2 separate regions of the Mus musculus genome follow, and region 1 is linked to region 2. A link is a loop called in an ENCODE intact Hi-C map of the cell type or tissue named here. Cell type or tissue: left cerebral cortex. All regions are shown on one strand.

What was found. Hi-C counts contacts between places; a loop is a spot of excess contacts. Peaks named below come from ENCODE experiments on the same cell type or tissue, not always from the same donor. Only the 100,000 strongest peaks of a DNase experiment are listed, where the experiment ranks them.
Region 1: it touches region 2 in a loop (6-fold over the local background); 14 of 42 quality-filtered maps call a loop at or near these places.

What each region holds. Positions count from the first base shown.
Region 1 is chr13:58,028,052-58,036,051 of GRCm38, reverse strand. It overlaps Klhl3 (kelch-like 3), which reads left to right. Exons shown (of 15, transcript NM_001362415.2): 7 at 2,710-2,826; 8 at 5,490-5,639. Among named protein-coding and RNA genes, the nearest start is that of Mir874, 8.9 kb to the right of the region's middle. In left cerebral cortex, CTCF peaks have their summits at 878 (motif pointing left), 2,281 (motif pointing right) and 4,102 (motif pointing left); DNase peaks (open chromatin) are centred at 373, 4,100 and 5,794.
Region 2 is chr13:58,109,576-58,117,575 of GRCm38, reverse strand. It overlaps Klhl3 (kelch-like 3), which reads left to right and starts at 3,929. Exons shown (of 15, transcript NM_001362415.2): 1 at 3,929-4,434. The coding sequence starts at 4,421. Gm33389 (a long non-coding RNA gene) reads right to left here. Exons shown (of 5, transcript XR_003950588.1): 5 at 4,606-5,459. It overlaps Gm52040 (a long non-coding RNA gene), which reads right to left and starts at 3,876. Exons shown (of 3, transcript XR_003950589.1): 1 at 3,809-3,876; 2 at 2,416-2,513; 3 at 773-2,218. In left cerebral cortex, CTCF peaks have their summits at 3,235 and 3,850; DNase peaks (open chromatin) are centred at 4,142, 5,236, 6,091, 6,190 and 1 more place; H3K4me3 peaks cover 3,400 bases; H3K27ac peaks cover 3,091 bases.

The DNA.
Region 1 (8,000 bases), 82 kb after region 2:
CTTCCTGGCTGAGGCCGGCTTTTGCTGAGGCACTGTGTCTGTGGGGATGCTCAGGGAGGCTGGAGAGGAGGTGCTGCCACTGTGGGCAGCTCCTTATGGACAGCTCCAGCCCAGGCTTCACCGTTTTCACCTTTAAAGCGAAGGGTGTGCTGCTTCCAGGGGAGAATGTGGTCCATGACTAATCTCTACCTGCCCAAGGCTTCATTCCTCTTCAATGTCTGTCACCCGCCACTTGTCACCCGCCACTTGGGATCATACTATATGGGATGTGGGCAGGAGACAGATGGTGATCTTCTCATTCCTGTAGAAGTTCACAGTCGGGGACAAGGGAGTAAGAGGAGGAGTGAATGGCATGTGAAGCTTGTCACCTCCCCCAGACAAGCCCTACTTCTCCAGTAGCTCTGACTCTCTGCTGCTCACCCAGGCTCCACCCCTTCTCCTCCCAGCCCCGCTCTCCACTCCAGCCTGGCCGGGAGCCATGGCTTCCTTGCAGGCTTCCTCTGGGCCCCGCTCATCCACCCATTCACCGATAAAAGTGTTTGAGTGAATATTACACACAGAACTCTATTGAATTTAGGATTTGTAAGACATGCAGGAGGATTTCAGTATTTGTGTGCGTATGGTTGATTAATACACAGCTCATTACATTCAAAAATGAGAAAAACTGAGCATATACTGTGTATTGCTCATTTTCTTTAATTCTGTTCCATTCTGATTTTTTTAAAAATTAAATTCTTGGCTAGAGAGATGTGTCAGTGGTTAAGAGCACTGACTACTCTTGGAGAAGACATGGGTTCGAGTCCCACTCACCTAGTGACTCACAACCAACTGTACCTCCAGTTCCAAGGAAGACAGTGCCCTCTTCTGGCCTCTGTGTTACCTGCACTTCTGTAAGTGACACACAGTAAAAATAAATCTTAAAAATAAAAACAAACTAACAAAAAAACCCAAACAAGTTTAGTGGCTAGGTGTGGAAGTGCACGCTTTGAATCCCAGTACTCTGGAGGCAGACGTGGAAGGCTCTCTGTAGTTCAGGGCTAGCTTGGTCTATGCAGGACAGCCAGGTCTACACAGAGAGACCCTTTCTCAAAAAGCAAAACCAAAGCAAAACCAACCAATTAACCAACCAGCCAACCAAGCAAATAAATAAATAAATCTGTCCTGTTACAGGTAGTAAGTTTAGTAACCTTGATCCCTTGTCTAAGGTTGTATCTGTCAGAGTGTGCCACCTGCTCTGTAAGGGATGTCACCCGTGGCATGACTCTGAGAATAGAACTCTTATTCCTCTATGACCTATGACGTTAGTGTCTGTTGGTGACTCTCGCTGAGTCAGTTACTACAATTCTGGCATTCTCTTACACTCATTAGCCAGCAGTTTCCTTTGCAGAAGGAGCCCTTCCTGTACTTCCTGAAGCGTCCGTGGGCTCCGGGATCTGATTTTATTCACTGTGTTAGGACCTATTACTGTAGTTTGAAAAACAAGACTGTTGGACATTGAGTTTGCACAAACAGTGAAGTGTTACATGCTAAGTGTACAATTTGATCTTAAAGAGGGCATCAGATCCCCTGGAACTAGAGTTACAGATGGTTGTGAGCCCTGTGGGTGCTTTGTAAGAACAAATGCTCTTAACTGCCGAGCCATCTCTGCAGCCCATGTTTTATTCTCTTTAACAGCAAAGAGCAATTTTTCATCCTTGTTCTTTTTAAGAATCCTACCATGATAGCACTATAGCGGACACCTTGGGCATATGTCCCTGCCCACTTACGTGAGCCTTTTAGCAAGCTTTCTCCCTGAGAAGGGATTTTTTTTTTTAACTTTTCATATTTTCATTTCTCCCCCAAGGTATATTTATCCATTTCCAGTAAGACCTCTGGTTGGTTCTGCCTCGCCAGTTCTGGACTTTGCCTGTCTGCATGTATGGTCAGGTGTAATTTGAATTTAGACTTAAACCTGTGGAAAGCAAGCCACAGCCTCTCCTTTTGGGTTCAGGTTCCCCAGCTTTCAATTTGTGATTTGTGTAGGCATAGGATCTTTCCTTGTCCTTTGGTGTTCAGTGTCACTTTCTGTCATCAGAGCCAGCCTTAGACAGAGGGCAACCCTGTCACCATCCTACATGCCCTGGGACATACGAGAGGGGAGGGAACCATGCCCCAGGGCTTCTGGTCCTTTTGAACACTCTTTAATTTTTCTTTCTTCTTCTTTTTTTCTTCTTGCTCTGGCCCCTCTCTCTCCAGTCCAAAGATTTATTTATTTATTATATGTAAGTACACTGTAGCTGTCTCCAGACACTCCAGAAGAGGGCATCAGATCTCATTACAGATGGTTGTGAGCCACCATGTGATTGCTGTGATTTGAACTCAGGACCTCCAGAAGAGCAGTCAGTGCTCTTAACCACTGAGCCACCTCTCCAGCCCCTTGAGCACTCTTTTTCATACCTAGTTTACAGTGACCACTCTGTGTTTCTATCCTTAAATGACTGTCAGAACTTACTTAGTTTGAACCACAATGTCTGCACGTCCCGGCCAGCAGGCTTATCATTCTACGTGTGTGTCCTCTGATAGGCCAGCTCGTGTCCAAGGCCTTCCTACCTTTGTTTCATCCTGAACATCAAGCCTCAGATTAAACGCCGTCACGGCTGGCAGGCAACTCTTCCTCCTGGTTTAGGAGCTGAGGCCGTTCTTTGCAAGCGTTCTGTTTTTCCTTCCCAGGTGTTCGAAGCTGTGATTTCATGGATCAATTACGAGAAGGAGACTCGCCTAGACCACATGGCAAAGCTGATGGAGCACGTCCGGCTCCCTCTGTTACCGAGAGATTACCTGGTCCAGGTGAGTGTTTGCGAGCTCACCCAGCCAGAGGAGCACGAAGGGAGCTCTGGCTGTGTGGTGTGGCTGAGGCATCATGAGTCTCTGTGGGGATGGAGGGCATGGACTCCCTGGATCGTGAGTGAAGTACAGACAAGGAATGTGAAAGCACAGATGGGAGCAGGGGATGTGAGCTTTCACTCCACCCAACAGCCTTGAGCTACCTCACTGTCTCCTGGTGCTCCTGATGTCTTGGATGCTGCAGCGGATCTACGAGCTGTTGCAAGGATTCGGGAACTCTTAAGAATCCGGGCGGGTGGTCAGCACAGAGCCTGATAGAAGGGATGCTCAGTATGAGTTGGTCTTCCCTGGGAAGGACGGAGAAAGAAGAGGCATTTCCATAAAATCCCCGTGTTCCCTCTATGCTGTGATCTCCTTGTGCCCCCTCCGCTGTGATCTTAGGCAATCCAGGTCAGGAGTGTGAAAACGGGCTCTTCCTAGATGCATCCAGTGTGTGTTCTACTCCCTCAGAAAGAAGAAAGAAAGATTAAGAATTCTGGGTGCACTTGTGTCTTCTCATTTCATCCCTAAACAGCCCCTGGAGGCAATGATTATGGGCCTATCGATATCCACCCATCTTCTTCTTTTCAATTTGGGGGCTTTGAAGCTTGGAGACTGGGGTTGGTCTGTAGCCCCAAACAGCGTGAGGGAGTCCAAGTTGCGGTCCACCCTCACATGGCCCTGAAGCACACACTCCCTCGAGCGGCCACCTCTGATGATGTCTGTCTTGTTTATGCATGGGCTGGTTCATTTTGTGCAGTAGATGGTGCCAGACGTCCTTGAGATCCTTCAGATGAGTGACTTTAACGAAATGCCGAGGCAAGTTGGTCAGCCCTCAGCCATTCCCAAGGAGCGAGGAGTGTTCAGACGCCAGGGTGAGAGAGGAGGTTGAGCAGCGCCACCCAGGCCTCGGCCCTCGTCACTCCCTGTCGCACCTGACCCTAGAACCTCAATCTCTCTGGTTGAAATAACACCAGCCCTGATAGGGCTGCGTGGGAACAAGAAGGGACAATCCACAAAGAAAGACCTGTTACGGTGTCCAGGGGGTACTGGCTGCTGTTTTACTATCTGAGACGCCAGGTGATGTTTATTCCATGAGTACTTGTGAAGTCCTGTGTGCCACGTTCCTATTGTTCACAGGCTCAGTGACAAGCTCTGTGTGTCTCCTTGTGAGACCCCTTCACAGGTGCTTAGGCATGTGCTGGAAGTTCCCTCAGTGCTGCCACCTGGTGGCCACATGCGTCGCTTCCCCTGACCTGCCTGAGTTACCAAGGTTATGGTCAACCCCACTCTGTCCCATGGAAATGGCCTCCAGCAGCAACTGTTTCACAGTGAGGGTGGGTGCCCAAGGGACTGGGTTCCACAGAAAGCTAAGGCAGCTTCCGAGACCCTCAGGACAAAAACTTGTCAAAGACACGGGCTTATTCTGGTTACCATCGGAAATTCAGGTTTGCTTATGGAAAGAGGGTGAGAGGCCAGAGAAAGGTTCTATGGACCCTCCTTTAAAACGGACTTTTAGCAGGCTTTGTGAGGTAAACTCCTCTAGGAAAGGATGCTTCGTTAACGCTTATTTGACCTTGAACTTAAAGGAGTTTAACCTGAAGGTGGTGCAGGAGCCGGTGGGGCAACTCTGGGCAGCTCCTCCCTCCACACTGGTGGCCTTCGGGCTTCAGAGTTGCTAAGTTACCCAGCTCCTAAAGGGCATTGACAAATGGCGTCCCAATATATACTATATACCGTACTGTCATGTGATACCCGTTGTGAGCCTCCTTGTGGGTGCTGGGAATGGGTCCCAGGCTCCCCTGAGAGGGTAGCTGGTGCTCTAACCACTGAACCACCTCTCCAGCCCCCATCATGATCATTCTTAAGGTGACAGCTCAGGGGCACTGTTTCCCCTGTTCGCACCAGCACAACCTGTATTTCTAAAGCTTGCTTATCACCCTGCTACAGCTACAGCTGTACCCATGAATGCTAACTCCCTGGGGGCTTCTCCTTCACACCGAAGGGGCTCTTTGGGACCGGCTGCCCGAGCCTGGATACCCTCCTTAGACATTTGTGATTCCATCCAACGGGAGGGCGATAGAAACTCGGAATTCTATGTCTGGGAAAAAGAAGGCTCCAGAGGCAAAGGTCTCCCTTCATCAATCCGTCTTTCCTGCCAGCTCCAAGCTGCCAGAAGACGATGGCCCAGCCATATGTTCATTCCTCACAACTAACTGTTTGGCCCAGGAAACACTTGGCCAGGCCTTCTCTGTACATGGCTGGCTTGAAGGCTTAGTGAATCCAGTCTCATTCTGCAGCTGGACTGGAGCGGCTCAGATTAGGGGCCTTGTGTCCATCAGTGTGTTCCTCAGGGCTAGCACCTCACAAACTACTGAGTTTGTTCATGTGATGATGTGCCCATTTTATAGATGAGGAGAGTGAGGATCAGGGGTTCAATGTGGTGGAACAGGGCTGAGAGGCGGGACTCTATGTGGTAGTTTGGAACTCTGTGGGCCTTTCTCAGAGTCTGAGGTGGTGTGGGGTAGAAGGGATGAGTGAGAGTTGGGAATGTCCCGGCCTGGGGAGAGCTCAGGGAACTGTGGCCCCACTCTGCTGGAGGCTCACCCGTGTGCTGTTACCCCCAGACAGTTGAGGAGGAAGCTTTGATCAAGAACAACAACACCTGTAAGGACTTCCTCATCGAAGCCATGAAGTACCACCTCCTGCCTCTTGACCAGAGGCTCTTGATCAAGAACCCCAGGACCAAGCCCCGGACTCCAGTCAGCCTGCCCAAGGTAAGCCCCAGCCCAGCCTGGGCCTCGGCTCAGGAATGCCCAGGGAAAGCGGCTTCCCCTCAGCCTTAGTTCTTTCTGGCTTCCGGTTGCATTTACGACCCAAGAGATGGTGTCTGCTGGCTCCTCTTGAATTTGCTAGCGCAGCGGCTGTGAGCCAGAAGCTTGCTTTGCTTAGAGTCTCAGGGTGGCCACAGCAGTGGTAGGGAGCTTCCAGCACGCTGATGTGTGCTGTTCCAAGAGAGGCAGAGGAACGGGGCATGCTGGAGTGTAGGAGTCAGGACTCCCCCAGTCTGGTGCCTTTCCTCACCTGGGAAGGGATATGAAGGACAGCTGGGCTGACAAAGCAGACGTCAGGCCTCCGGACAGTGGAACGGGTGGAAAGTCAGGGAATGAGAAGGAAGAGTCTGAGAAAAGGAAGGTAGGTGCTAGTGGGTGCTGAGTGCCTCTCTCTCTCTCTCTCTCTCTCTCTCTCTCTCTCTCTCTCTCTCTCTCCTTCATGTCTCTCACTGGTGGTCCCTAGGAGTCCTCAGGCTCAGCAGTAATTTTCCCACCTCTTAACACTGATGTGGGTGGGGTGAGCAAGTGAGGGTGGGGCTGGAGGAAGGTCTCAGTTGACCCAGCAGGGAAGGGAGGGCAGGGAAGGGAGGCCAGACTGAGCCCATTGACACAGCAGGGTGCTACCAGGAACGTGTTTTAGATGAAGTTCTTCCCATGTGTCAAACGCCTAGCTGAGGGCACAAGGTTGTCTTAGGGTTACTACTGATAGGATGACGCACTGTGGTCAGCTACAACATGGGGGAGGAGAGGGTTTATCTGGCTTCATCACTGAGGGAAGTCAGGACGCGAACCCAAGCAGGGCAGGAACCTGGAGCAGGAGCTGATGCAGAGGCCACGGTGGGGTGCTGCTTACTGGCTTCCTCCTCATGGAGGAGCTCAGCCTGCTTCTTATAGAACCCAGGACCAGCAGCCCAGGGGAGGCTCCAGCCAGCCAGAACCGAGTCCTCCCCCACCAATCACTGATGAAGAAAATGCTCTACAGGCTTGCCCGCAGCCCAGTCTTGTGGGGCCATCTTCTCAGCTGAGGTTTCCTCCTCTCAGATGACTCCAGATGTGTCAGGTTGACGTAAACTAGCCATCGTAGGTGTGTTTTACCCAAACACCGGTGCTTACAAGCCTTAGTTCTACGAAGGAAACTGAGGCTCACGGTTCAGTGACTTGCCCGAGTGTCAGCATAGCCAGTGCCCACAATGGTGGGAACCAGATGGAACCTGTTCTTCAAATTGCACCTAGTCCTGTGCAAACCCGAATGTGCGCTTGATGGCTGCTCTTATCACCACATCCTCTTAGGGGAGGGTACAAAAGGGACTGGTTCTCTCTGGCCATTTGCCTTACAGTCCTTCAGTGTCTTTTGTTTTTGTTGAAACATTAAGATGAGACTTTTAAATATTTTATTACATTTCTCTCCGTGTGTCTCTGTGTCTGTGTCTCTCTCTGCCTCTGTCTGTCTGTCTGCCTCTCTTTGTGTGTGTTTGTGTGTGTATGTGTGCATGTGTGTGTGTGTGTGTGTGTGCATGTGTGTGTGTGCGCGCGTGCATGTGCATGTACGTGTGCGTGAACCACTTGTGGGAGTCCATTCTCTTCTTCCATGCTGTGGGAGCCTGGGACTGAACTCCAGTTGTTAAAACTTGGTGGCAAGTGCCTTTACCCACTGAGCCATCTTGCTGGCCTATTCTCACCCTTCATTTGAAAGTGAAGAAATTTATATTTCTTTAATTGTAGAAATATAAGTATATTGCATATTACAAAACCACACTGCAGTTTAGAAGTAACAGTCACCCGGAGCTGCCTTGGCGAGTTTTCCTTTCAGCAGTATCTCTGCACATTTATTCGGGGATATCTGAAGATGCACCTTTTCCTGTATGTGGGATCTTCTGTGAAGGCTGAACCATGTCTCTTTGCCCCCACTAAAGCAAGCGCTACAAATGGAGGGTACGGAGCAAGTCAGCATTGGCGCAGTGATGGGTCTGGGGGCTTTGCAGTATGTCTGTACCATGCCCACTTCACGATCCACTGTTGATGGTCTCTGGAATAATTCTGTTTTTGTAGTGTGAGTATATCTGTGTCAAGTACTCTTTATTAAATGACATATCTTCATTTGTGTCTCTTTAATCTTGAATGATATTGATCTTGCTTTCATGTCGTTATTCATACTTCTTTTGGTGGCGATGCTCTGCTTATGCCCTCTGTCCCTGCCTCTGGTGGAATGTGTGTTCTTAACAGCAGTTTTTTAAGGGCCTTTTCTGTATTGAAGGGCTCAGGTCTTTGTGTGTGCATAGTTTTTTAGTTTGCGGTTTTCCTTCT
Region 2 (8,000 bases):
AAGTATCTGGGACAGGCACCTGAGGGTGTGGTTTCCATGCTCAGCATGCTTGGTTCTCGAGTGGTCTTAAGAAAGTTCCTTTCTAGCTTCGTCTTGATTGGCTCATCTCTAAAGTAGAGGCGTAATAGCAAATGTTAAACCCCAGGCTGTGCAAACCTGTGGGAAGTTTTGGTGTAGAGATAAGGGTGGGCAGTACCTTAGCTCTGGTCTTGTCTGGCCCTTGCTGACTCGTCAGCAGCAAGGCCACTGGGGATGTGTGGTGACTCCACACAATGCCCTCCCCTGCTGAATATTGTTCCATGTTGATCAATGGGTTACAGATGTTTAATATTAATAGCCCTGAAGAAGATAAAGACGACTATGGGACTAGTTAACAACTAGTGGCTGTTAACTAATGCTTTTCCTAGGCTGGAAACTCAGGAACTCAGGACCTCTGGAAGAACAGTCAGTCTCTGCTTCATGCTTCACTCTCATCTTTAAGCCTAGGACTCTTGGAGGTAGCTACTGATATTAATCTCTTCATGTAGAAGGGAAAATGACGTCATGGTTCTGGTAAGAACACCTGCACCGTGCCCTGATAGGATCCTAAAGTCTATTTGGTTTTCTCATCTAGCTGTGTATTCCAGTCACCCATGGGGCTTATTGAAATTCCTCCTTCTGGGCTCTGATGTCATAGGTGTTAGGTAGAACCCTACTACCCAGTATTCTTTTTAATATATAAATTATGCAGAATTTCCACTTCTAGATGTTTTTACAACACAATAATTCCTTTTTAAAAGGTTTTATTTTTTTAGTTATGTGTGTATGTGTATTTGCATATGTGCATGGTTGAATGCAGGTCACTGGGAGCTGGAGTCACAGGTGGTTGTGGCTACATGAGTTGGGCGCCAGGGAACCAAATTCAGGTTCTTGGCAAGAGCAATGCATGCTTCTAACCACAGAGCCATCTCTCTGGCACCCCAAACCATCAAGATAAGGAATATTTTCTCTGTCTCTCTCTTCTGAGACAGGGTTTTTCTGTGTAGCCCCAGCTGTTCTGGAATGTGCTCTGTAGACCAGGCTGGCCTCGAACCCACAGAGATCCACCTGCCTTTGCCTGCCGAGTGCTTTAGATCCTCTGACGCTTACACCTTTAACCAGCTAAGTAAATGGTTCAGATACACAGTGTGCTTCGAGACACGGTGCTGTTAGGGTGCCTGCAGATGTAAGAATGCAAAGCATTGGAAACTTGGAGGGAAAAGCCAGAAAAGAAGAGAAAGGAAAGTTATGGGAATGCACCGTCGGCCCAAGTGTCTCCGGATGAAGTACCAGTGCTGAGAGCTTTGTTGACCAAATCCAGACTGAAAATGTTTTTCTTTCTAACCCTGGTTCTTCTCAAGCCAAGTAAGAGCTGGAGGATTCGGAACAAATTTGGCATGGATGACCGGATGAGTCACTTTGGGATGGAGATCTGGGCTCACCAGGTGCACTTGGGCTAACTGTGGAGGTCGCTCAAGGCATTGGGAAGAACCTGCGGAGTGGGGAGCGGGCTTTGACATAGATTCAGAACAGGTCAAGGATGGGGACTTTCCTCCAGGCAGGAACCACTTTGGTCCTTTTGCGTCTGTCCACTAGAACCCCAAGCAGCCCCTCTTGGGACAGAAGTACAGTCAGGAGCACTAGCCTATACTGAACAGGTCAGACTTTGGCCCACAGTATGCTTGGATAACAGGTAGGAGATGTTAAATGTAGCAGAGACCAGAAAAATATTCCAGTAGCATAGAGAAGGGCCATTGGCTCTGCTACCCTTAGTTCTGGTGGATGGTTTTCCTGGATGGCCATCTCCCTTCCGCCTCATGGAGAATGGGTGGTGTGACGAGTGGGTGTGATCCGACACATCTGGCTGACATCTGGTTTGTCACGTATGGCAAAGGTAGATTGCAAGGGGACCACCTGAGGCTTTATGTTGGCTCTAGTCATTCATTTTGAAGCGTGAGTATATTCCGTCCTTAAGGATTTCCTTCTCAGAGATTTTTCCTCCCCCCTTTCCTGTCTGGCGAAGACGTGAATGAAGGCACCCACAAAGGGAAGTCAGTTTTATATCCCTCCTGTGACTCACCCAGCCGCCTGCCTACCCCAGTGACCTGCCTGCACTCTGGCACGGATTCTGGGATTCCACTTCCTTATTTGCGATGCTCAGCCTCTTGTGGTCCCCATGACTGATGTCCAGAGGAAATATCTGGAACAGAAGCACGAAGCTGATTAGAGGGAGGGAGGGAAGAGGCGGGAGAGAGAGAGGAGGGGTTGACTGTGAACAAGCGAAGACACGGAGCTGCTGGGTGTGAGTGCTCTTCTCGGATGGAGAACGACTCTGGGTTGTGGTCCCAGCTAAGGGGACACTGGTGTGTCTGGGGAGATAAACCTTGAGACTCACACCTCAGCTGGTTCGGGGTCAGAGTGTTCTGTCACGTCCAAGTTATCGACACCTGCTGCGTCTAGACCTGTGTTCCTCCTTTAGCTTGATGGCTTGAACTCTGCGAAACAACTGAAGAAACTTAGCGGGCCCGAACTGTACAAGCAACACGTGCACTTTATATCCTCCTGAGGTTCCCACAGACGCGAGAGTCCAGGAAAGTGGCACCACTAGGCAGATGGCTAGGGCATACCAAGAAGGAAAGCGGGACCTTTGCAACTTTTGTAAACTCGCAATTAGTAGAATTGACAGAGACTTTAGAGAGTGTCCTGGGAATGAAGGATTGAGTGTGAGGTCATAGGCTACCCAGCAGAAGCCCACTCAGCCAGTGCTGCTCTGAGCCTCCAGAGAGGCCGGGTGTATTGGTTGGTGAGGAGTCCTAAAGCAGGGATGGATGGGTACTCGTTTCTGGCTTTTCCTTTCCTGATTGGGGAAGCTTCTGAGAAAATTTTCACCACTAATGGACCCAATTATCTCTAAGCCCTGGTTAGTTCTAGAAGACACAAACTTAGCTTCCGGTCGGCTTTCCACAAGATTGTCTTTAAGCTCGAGAAACAAGGCATGTTAAAAAACAAAAAACAGGGCTGGTGAGATGGCTCAGCAGGTAAGAGCACCCGACTGCTCTTCCGAAGGTCCTGAGTTCAAATCCCAGCAACCACATGGTGGCTCACAACCATCCTCAACGAGATCTGACTCCCTCTTCTGGTGTGTCTGAAGACAGCTACAGTGTACTTACATATAATAAATAAATAAATCTTAAAAAAAAAAACAAAAACAACAAACAAACAAAAAAACCAAAAAAACAAACTCCCCCGGACACTCAGTTAGGGGGAGGTGAGCAATAAGGGCAATACCCTTTGAAGTTTATGTTGGAGGCTACCCGCTGTCACTGGTGTGATTTGGGGAAGGTTTCAGAAGACCTGTGACTTACTGCACTTCCATAAAGACTCAAGGATCAGGGTTAGAGGAGCCATTCCAGGTAGGACCAACATCTAGAGGTTACAGGGCACAGGGGCTTTGGCTGGGAGATGGGGGCTCAGTAGTAGACGTTTTGAGTTGGAGCCACAGCTTGCATAAGGTTCAGTATGGCAGACCTTAGAAAGCGGTTCTGTTGTGGTGTTTTTGTGGTGATCACTGCAATGGTCTTTGGCATTTTGTAATACTGGGGGTTTGTTTCAGTTGCACCTCCCCCTCTCTCCGCACATAACGCATCTGGCCCTGGCTCCCATGTCTAATTCTTCTTATTCATTTCAGTTCTGTGACACCCACACATTCCAACCCACTTGTCTTAATGTCGCATCTCAGAACTACCGTGGGCTCGGGGAGGGGGAATCCGGCAGCGCTGACGTTACTCACAAGTGAATTTTCCCAGGTGGGTAAACTCCATTGCAGGCCACAGAGGGGCCTCCTCATTCCAGCAATCTGGCCAGGCCCACAGACTCACAGCTTAGGAGGAGGAGGAGAGAAGGAGGGGTCAGTTTTTCTCTGTTAGCGTTAGAGAGGATCCCTCTGATCCGCTGTAGTGCAGCCTAGGAGGCAGGAGACTGTGGGGTGGGCTAGTCGCTAGGGCTGGGGATGCCTGAGCAGATGTGGAAACAGCTGGAAAGGTGGCACAGCCCTTGGGTCGCCGCCGCCGCCGCCGAAGCTGTGGCTGTTTCTAGGAGACAGAGGAGAAGCCAGCCTGCGGGGGAGGGGAAGCGAGTGGGTTGCTGCTTTTAGCAGCTGAAAGGGCTGCAGGGAGCTCTGGGTAAGACATTTTCTAGCACCGTCGCTTTTGCGGTAGAAGCCTGCCGCGAGTAAGTCAAGAGGAAGGAGGATTGGGAGGGAGGAGGTCTCAGTTGCAGCCATGCTGAATCACGGTTGCTGATCAGGGTCCCTCACGGGTCTGCTGGGAGAACCCAGCGAGCAGCGCCAGTTCCCGGGTGCATGCACAGTTTGATGACTACTAACCCTGCCGGGCCTCCCACAATGGAGGGCGAAAGGTACGTATGTGTAAGTGTGGTGAGTGCAGTATGCATGTGTAAGAAAACACGAGCGAGCGAGCGAGCGTAAGGTGTAACCACCATTTGTTTGCACCAGCTAGGCAGGTTTGCAGATCCTGGCAACTGCAGAACCCCAAAGCAGAGCGAGGGCAGAAAAGTCTCTTTGGAAACCTTCCTCTTCCAGAGCTCAAAGCTCCAGAGACCCGGCTCTTGCCAAGGGAAATCTGGGTTTGCTGGGCAGTGGAGCACACGGAAAGACGGAACTTCCTGGCCTGTGTTGGGAATAGTCCCGTCTTGAACCGGGATTGCCCTTTTCAGGGAGGCGTTCCTGGTCCTCACAGTGTCTGTCTTTGGTGGGGGGATTTGATGGCACTGCAGAGCTGACCTGGGAGAGGGCACTAGCCTCGTTCATACTGAGGTGGTTGAATTTTCGAGAACCATGCCAAGTGGCTGGCTTTCCTACCTAACCCGGGTCTGTTGTGTGTATGTTGGTGGACACTGGCTTCTGCACTGGCGTAGGTAAGGGAGAAACCCAGTTAGGTGACATTTGCTCACAACCCGTCTCGCCTGTATCAAAAAGTTTGAGAGATGCTGCACGGTCTGTGTCTTCCAGGAGCTCTTGTTTCTCCCTTCATGGACTTTTAATGAAATAGGAACCAACTGGAGGCATTTCAGTACTCGGGTTGAGCAGGAACAGGCTGGCCAGGGTTTGTCTCCCGGCAGGCAGGAGCACAGACAGTTTTCATTTATCCGAGGAGCTGGTCTTCCTATTGTGAAGGTGTTCTGTGCAGGGCCAAGTTTGGCAGACTATGGAGCAGAAGTCTTCGTGCCACCACCTCCTCATCCGTGGGTTGGCACCGAGGGACGGGCTTTACCATTTTCCTTGAGGAGAGAGGATCACAGGGAGAGGCAAGAAGGCTTCCCCTCTAAGTTGTGAGTTGCTGGTTTCACGGGAACGGGCTCCTCTAAACCCGTGAGGTTGCAGACTACTTTAAAGTGTGCACAGCTTGTCCTGAGTCGGGCCCCTGTGAGAGAGAACAGGTGTGATCCATTTCACTCCTCTGTCTGAGAAAAGCTTAAGAAGCCAGTGCGTTCTGTAGTCCCACTCACAAGAAGAGTCTAGGACAGTGACTCTCAACCTTCCTAACGCTGAGACCATTTAATACCCGTCCTCATGTTGTGATGGTACCCCCACCCTCACGCCCAAACCATGGAATTATTTTCGTTACTTCATAACTATAATTTTGCTACTGTTAGGAATCTCTGTTTTGGGATGGTCTTAAGCGACCTCTGTGAAAAGGTTGTTTGACACCCCCCAGGGGTCGTCGTGATCCCCAGGTTGAGAACCATGGTCCTAGGACCTTTTAGACCACGTTCCTTGCAGTTTCTTTCTGGGCTCTCTTCAAAACAGGATTCTCCTGAACAACGGGGGCATCTAGAGGCCTTGGGGCAGAGGTGGACAGTGTCCTTGCTCTTTCTCAATGGCCTGGTGGCTGGCAGAGGGAAGGAGCAAGGAAAGAAGTGTAAGGCTTTGGACCATGTCCGCCTGCATGAGTGGCTGGCACTAGGCTGCCACCATCTGAGCTTGCGGGGACAGTAGTCTTGCCTACAGCTCAGCGTCCCTATACTGAAGAGCTCTTCTTCACTGGTTTGTGAGGGGAGCTGATGTCTGCGGCTTCTGAGTACCCATTTGCTTCTTGTCTAGAGGAGTTGAGAATTTCCAACATTCAGCAGGCTGCTCAGATTAGCCTGTTCTAGGGACAGCTTACAAACCAACCAAACAAGTCACCTTCAATTTGTCTCCCGTCTCCCTCCTGGCTCTCTTTCTGACGCATCCCGCTCTACCCACCAAGAGTTACGCTGCCCACACGCCTTCTCTCTCACCACAAATCCTCCATTCTCAGATTTTTTTTTTTAATTCCCATTTTGTTTCGGGAAAAACGTGGTCCTTTCAGTCCTCATTGATGTTCTTACATAAAAACTTCTTTTTTTGGAGGATCGGGTGGGGACGCTGAGATGGGGGGTCTCTCTGTAGCCCTGGCTGTCCTGAGACCCATTATGGAACTCCTAGAGATCTGCCTACCTCTGCCTCCAGAGTGTGGGGATCAAAGGCCTGTGCCACCTCACCTGGCTAAACCTCTTGCTCATATTTTAGACCTGAATGGTAGGCCCAGCAATTCTTTTTGTGTTTCTGTTTTGTATGACTTACAGGTCCTCGGACTTGGAGATACGTCCTCATCTGAGGATGGTGGCTTCTACGTTTTTGGTATTCCTCACTGGCTACTGCATGGCTCCGCAAACAGCGGGTGTTGGGGAGTAACTTTCTAGTTAACTAATAACATAAGCGAGTTTTATTAATCCTTTGAGAATTTCTTAGAGTGTATTTTGATTATATTCATTTTCCCTTCCCCAGCTCCTTCCAGACCCATTCCCACCTACTTAACCCATCCAGCTTCTTTTTCTCTCTCTCCTCTCCTCTCTCTCTCTCTCTCTCTCTCTCTCTCTCTCTTTGCTTCCCTTAACCACCTGAGTCCAGTTTGTGTTACCCAGTTACTATCGGTGTGAGGCCTGCCCCGGCGAGCGGTCCATATACCCGCTATTACACTATTAAAATGGACTCCTTCTCTCTAGCAGCTATCAGATGCTAGTGTCTCCCCAGCTACGGGTAGACTTTGTTGTTCCCCCCACCCCAGTCCCCGGATAGGATTTTGTCTGGTTTGGGCTTGCACAGATCTCGTGTGTGCCGTCATAACTGCTGTGAGTTCATGTGTGCATCTGCCCTCTTCTCTGGGAAAACACAGTTTCCTTGAAGCCCTCCACCATCTCTGCTCTTGCACCCTTCTCCCTCTCACCCCCCACCACAAAGATGTCTGAGCAATAGGAGGAGAGGTTATGACACAGACACCCCGATCTCTCTTAGTCTTTGCATCTCAACCTTAACTGGTGACTTCTGTGAGCAATTCTAACTAAAGAGGTGAGAGAAGAGACAGAAACCGTTGACATCCTTGGCTCCCCGGACATCCTTGGCTACCAAGTTGGTTATCTGAACCTCACTAGAAATGCTTCAAGATGAAGGAAGAGATGGACGTAGCTTTGGTTTGTAGGTTTCCTGGAAACTAAGGCTGAGAGCCAAGTGATTGGTCCAGGTCACGAGTCCAACTCCAGGGACCAGAGGAGTCTCTGCATCTTCTGCTTGTTCCACATTTAACTTCGCGAAACATAATTGGGGCTATTTTTAAGCATTAAGGCATTTTAGCCAAGAGGGTTTCTATGAATTATTTTCTTTCTTTGCTATGAGGGTACAAAAGTACTTTTTACCTTGAAATATTAATCGAAAGCATGGATTTTGGAGGGACAGATGTAGTAAAGTGCTTTATAAGCCAGATGACCTTGTGTGAATCGCATCTTTACTGAACTATTTCTTTCTTTCTTTTTTTTTTTTTTTTTATATGTAAAGGGAACAGTAAAGTTATTCCTTGTGGGGTTGGTGTGAAGGTGAAATGAGGCAGTGTGTACGCGGTACCTAGAATTTCTTTTTCTGGCCTGGCCAGCAGCTGATGTTATTC